Linked DNA regions of Homo sapiens: region 2 is linked to region 1. A link is an interaction called in ENCODE POLR2A ChIA-PET data of the cell type or tissue named here. Cell type or tissue: A673. All regions are shown on one strand. Links, peaks and the distances in the headings refer to the core of each region. The heading gives the core; the rest is flanking DNA.

The links. ChIA-PET counts read pairs that join two places held together with the same protein. Peaks named below come from ENCODE experiments on the same cell type or tissue, not always from the same donor. Only the 100,000 strongest peaks of a DNase experiment are listed, where the experiment ranks them.
Region 2: POLR2A ChIA-PET joins it to region 1 with 5 read pairs; 3 of 35 experiments call an interaction of 5 or more read pairs at or near these places.

What each region holds. Positions count from the first base shown.
Region 1 is chr9:96,046,544-96,049,355 of GRCh38, reverse strand. No RefSeq gene overlaps it. Among named protein-coding and RNA genes, the nearest start is that of LINC00092, 26 kb to the right of the region's middle. In A673, for the core only: no CTCF peak of the experiment used is centred there; a DNase peak (open chromatin) is centred at 1,025; H3K27ac peaks cover 1,774 bases.
Region 2 is chr9:95,975,649-95,978,460 of GRCh38, reverse strand. It overlaps ERCC6L2 (ERCC excision repair 6 like 2), which reads right to left. Exons shown (of 19, transcript NM_020207.7): 17 at 246-400. Among named protein-coding and RNA genes, the nearest start is that of LINC00092, 45 kb to the left of the region's middle. In A673, for the core only: no CTCF peak of the experiment used is centred there; no DNase peak of the experiment used is centred there.

The sequences.
Region 1 (2,812 bases), core at 43-2,542:
GCCTCCAGAAGCCTCCTTTGGCTCGGGTGGGGCGGGGGCGCTGACTTGACTCTGGCCCATGAGAACGACTGACTTTACAGTTCCGTCTTGCTCCATAAACCAGAAAGCCACTTCCAGCTGGTGGTATGAAGTCTGGTGGGCGGGTGTCTGGTGCCATCCTGTCCGGGCAGGGAGGGGTCCAGCCTGTGGTCTGTCGCAGGCCGATTTTACAGGCCGCCCGTCACCCGGAGCGGGAGCTCTGGCCGTGTCCACAGGGATAATATTTGTTGTACCTGATCCCGACTTGGGACGCCCACAGCTTCCCAGCTTAGCATTTTAATTACGCTGCCATCAGAGAGCTTTCTTTTTCTACAAATAGGGGGTGCCTAGACTTTTATTTTTCAAAGGGTGGGAAACACTAGGTTAAGCTTAAACCACATCTGATTATGAAGAGGCTGTGAGTGATTCCACAGCCAGCCACCACCCAGACTGCCCTGGGTGAGGGCGGCAGCGAGGGCTCTGGCCCGGAGCTCCCCCAGGGTCCCTAGTTCCAGCTCTGAAACAGCGAGAGAGCTTGCGGCCTGGGCTGGCCCCGCACGGGGACAGCAGGCCCACCTGCGGGAACACGGGCAGCTTCGCCGCGCTCCTGACTTCTTGCCTTGTTGGCTGAGCGGTTCACGAATAGCTGAAGGCTGGGATGTTTAAATATTAAAAATGCTTAGCTAAATAAGCTGGCCTGTTTGCTTTTGCTGATAGTCACAGTCTACCCACAGAGCCCTTTCAAACCTCGTCAGTGTTTTGGAAAGTGGATAAGGGACTCATTCAGTGAGGCTCAGGTTTACCCTGAGCCAGGAATGAAGCATGTATTTCATGAAATAAGGACTAGCCTGAGACCACACACACAGGCGGCTGAACTCCAGCGGCCTCCCTCCCCTCCTTCCCCTCTCCCCCCCAACCTCCTCCTCCCTCTCTTCCTCCCCTTCTCCCTTTTCTCTCTCTCTCTCTCTCCCTGGCCCTGACAAACCGGCCATGACTGACACCAGGAAACCCGTAATCGGCGTCAGAGGGGGGTTTCCAGGGCTTAGGGGGCCCTTTGTTATCCTGGAGCTGATGAAAAAATGGATTACGACAGTGTGTGCAGCCCATACTAAAGAGAGCTCACAAAAAAGCCAGGGCCACCTCAACACGGCTTCTCAGAGAAGAAAACGTTGCAGCCAAATGGAATTGTTGAAATCACCTTTGTGTGGGAGGAAAGAAAAAAAAAAAAACACCTCACACATTTTCCCCAAGAATAAGGCTGGTTTTGTCACAACTTGCCCCTAGTTCAGCGGGTCTGGTAGATGCCCCCACCCACCGGGCCCTGCGTCCCCAGCACAGCCTGAGAAGCCTGGCCGGCCTGGCTGCATGGAGCAGTTGCTTATGTCAAATCCGTCACTGTGGGACACAGGGGAAACATGAGGTTATTAGGAGGAGGCTTCTTCGAGGACACACTGGGGCCACGTTACTTGCCCTCTCCTTGCCATCGCCCTCCCTGACTACAAACTTCAAGCCCAGCGAACTGCCTCTGACTGGGCGCTGTTTGAAGTTTGGGAGATGTGAGGCTTTCTTTTTTTCTTTTTGAACTTTTATTTCAAAGTAGGCTCCCGTCTATTCAGGGAGAATGAGGCACTTAAATTCAAGAAATATTTATGGTGCTTCCTAGGTACAATGAACCAGGGTAAATTTTGCAGGGGGAAGGGTGAGGGCAGGGACTGGGCAGGGTGACAGGGGCACAGCCTAGCCCCTGCAGCCCCCAGGGCCTATTGAAATGCTGTAGGGGGCTCCTTATTAAAGGAACATTACCCCAAATCTGCAGCCCATGCCGACATCAGCACTGCATCTGGCTGGCAAAGCTAGCAACGATGTGTCCTGGCTCTTGTTTTCCTTGCCATCCGCTCCCCGCCCCTGTGGGGTTGGGATTGAAGTCCCTTCCGAAGGCCCCAGGGTGCTTCAAGGAGAGTGGCTGGAGTGGCTTGGTGCCTTCTTTCTTCTTACACGCATGCTTTTTGAAATGAGATGTTTTTGCCAAAGACAAGTAAAAAGTGGGGCGCGCTCCGGAGTTCTGGTTTGGTTTGAAATGAAGAACCCACCCAGCTCTAGGGTGTCTCAACGGGGCACGCAGATCTCTGACCTCAAGCAGGGCCACCGGTCAGGAGAAAGCGTTCTTTCTCCTGAGCTTTCCCGGGGGTTTCCCGAAGCCACCTCAGAGTCTGTGACCGCCCCGGCTTCTCCAGCCCACAGCAGAAATCACAAAGAAGGAACAAGGGACGACACAAAGGTTTTCCCTCCACCCATCCCCTTCTTGGGCTGAGAGGCCGCCTGCCGCCTCTGTTGCGGGCACCACCACCCATGATCAGCTCAGTCCTCTTCCAACCCCAGAGCTGCTCCTTAATCCTCCTTGAGGTAAAAACAAACTGTTTTTCCTTTGCTCTCACCCCAGAGAAACTGACACAGATGACTTCTGTGACCAGCAAGCAGTCAATTCTGCAGCATGGCGGGGCGTCCTTTAATTCAATTCAATTCCAACACTATCTACCTAGAGACAGCGGTGGATCCCACAGGTCGAGGGCTCAGTCCCACAAAACTGCCCTCCATTTCCGAGGTGGATCGCAAGCCCCTGATTGCCTACCCTGTCTTTCTGACCAGCCACCTATAAATCGAGGTTCCCACCATGTCCTCCATGGGTTTGATTATTTTGCTAGAGAGGATCATAGAACTCAGGGAGACGCTTAAATTTACCAGTTCCTGATAAAGATATTGCTAAGGATACAAATGGAGAGACGCATAGGATGAG
Region 2 (2,812 bases), core at 107-2,606, 71 kb after region 1:
TTTTTATTGAGAGAAACTATTAAGCAACTCAACATGATTAGGTATTTGGGTATAAATTTGTTGTTTAATCTAAAACGTCTTCAATGACTACAGTTCCCAAATGGTGTTTTGATTTTTACACTTATTTGTATGTCACTTACAGTTTTTGTTGCTACTTTTGAGGGAGTACTTAGAGAAGATCCTATTGAGTAACTTCTGTGAAAAATGAGGTAACTAAAGATGATACTACCCTATATTTTTCTTACCTTAGAACTGCAAACAGCTATGTTAGCAGGCAGCTGAGAAAACTGCTTCAACTCAAATACGTCATGTGCTGCCCATCGGCTCATGTGATTTTCAGCTTTGCTCGATCCAATTACATTCTGGTTTGAGTGAATATAAGCCACTTCCTGAACGCCATCTAGGAGGTAATTTATGTTTATTAAGTGATGTATCAGTATAAAGCAATATGGTTCCATAAAAACACATTATTCTTATTTTTAATACTCAAGAGAAACATCAACATCACAATATTCTTTAGGAAAAATATTGAAAAGAGAAAGAGTTCAAATATGTTAGTCTGGGTTACCTTGGAAATGACTTTTCCTTCTCATCAATGTGAGATGAGAACTACTGATAGGTAACAATCTTTAAACCTGAAATGGAGGTTTTGGCCAAAAGAAAAGTCAGGGTTGAGTAGGGTCCTCTCTATGAATTTGTTTTCATTGTTAATTAAAAAAAAAAAAAGATGTTCACTAATTTAAAGAATGAAACTAACCTTATCTGTTCCTTTAAACATGTACTTGATTACAGTGATGGAATGAGAGCATGGGGTTTATGACCAGGGAGTTTCGTTTGATTGGCTTTGCTCAGTTTTACTGTTTGTATTTTGTCTTTTTTGTACATATGCCCAGAGAATGTCAAGATGAGAGCTTTTTAGGAAATGAAAAAAATTAACTCATGGCTTTTATCTGAAAGAGGTTTAAAAAATGGCTACAATTTTTATTGCTTTGCTTCTAGGCACCTATAATTCATTTTTGAATTGTGATCATAAAAGAGAAAGCTAGAACCAAGGCCTGTAAAAGCTCCCTGCAACAGCTCTGGCAATGAACCTCAGGTATGACCTTCAACAATTGTGCTGTTTTAGTCCTGAACCTCTTCAATCAGAAATTGCCAATCATGCAAACACAAAACATTGTTAAATAATATGATGAGACAGTAACTAGCATAACATTCTCCTTCATTTCAGAATACCAGGTACTATACATGGCACACAGTTTCAAAACCTTCATGGCAGAAAATTTACTCAGATGTTTCTTAATTTTGATGACACGTTACCATTATTCAAAATAGCATTAGTTCCAAATTAACTACTGACACCTTTTACACAGTAAAAACAAACAAACAAAAAACTGAGTTGATTATTTAAAAAAGTTTATGCAATAATTCCTCAAACCTAAAATCTAACTGTAGCACACCAACCAAAGGGTAATTCAGTACTTATTTATAATGACACCAAGATATAAATCATAATTAACTCTTAAACGAGAATGCTAATAGCCACAAAGAAAGCCTCATTTGTATATAATCAAACACAAAAATTAAGATTTCTATAGCAAAATGTCCTTGCTTATATCTCAGCTTCTTTCATATAGTTTTTGGGGAATAAGTCAGACACTTGTGAAGGCAATGCTAACTCTTAAAATCACCATACAGATTCTGGGCAGAGGGTGGTAACAGCAGAAGAAGCAGGAGAATCTCTGAATCTGTACACAAAAGCAGACAGCAACTAGACAGCAAAACCAAAAGCCCATGGACATTTACAACAAAATTAGATAACAAGATACCCTCATGACACCTAAAGTACAAGCAGGTGGGGAAAATCTCCACTAGCTATGAACTCTGCATGGTTTCAGTATCTGTGTGAAAGTAGGAAGCAACAGGGTACCTGACAGACCTAAGAACAGGAGACCCCAGAACTGCCAACAGGTATTCACCGGAAAGCACAAGGGGCCAGCTGGAGAACAGCAGCTGAATCTGGGAAGGTTTGTTGCTCTTCAATGCTGAGAGGGTGCAGAGGGGACACAGTAAGAAGGCCTGGAGGGGCTGGAGCAGGCCAACCACTAGAACTCCCCAAACTGACCCACCAGGGCTCCCACCCAGGTCAGGGCCCAATAAAGAGGAAAAACTGCTGGGAGAGAATCAAAATAAGTAGGATAGGAAGAACAAGGATGAGGGCAAGAAAAGACCTAGAGCAAAGCAAGGGAGAGAGAGCGAGAGGAAAGCCCACCACAGTGCAGCACTCTACATGGAAATAACATACGGATCTCTGTGAGGTGAGAAAAGATTTCCTAAGCTCTGCTTCATTTGTAAAATTCAGGGGAAATAATTTCATATAAAAATGACCAAGGGAAAAGCAGCAGGGTCAAATCTCAAAAAAATTATTGTGAGAAAAAAGAGAACAAGCAGAGTAATATCCCTTCAATGAAAATGTGCTAGAAAGATGTGCTCACAAAACAGAAAAAGACATGAATCAACGTAAATCAGAATTAGAGCAACTCAAATGAGTGATAAGAACTTAGGAAAGACTTAGAAATTTTTTTTTAAATTTCAAAAATGAAGACTAAACTAGAAGGAACATAAGTGGGAATAAACACAACAGATAAGCCTTAAGAGAAACAAAACAACATTTTAAAAAAGCAAAACAAAATGAACAGATAAAGATTTGAGAGAATGTGACAAAAACTGAAGATAGGCAAAGAAGACTGAACATCTGAAAAGAAGTCCCTGAAGAAGAAAGCCAAACCAAAGGAATAGAACAAGTAACTAAAAA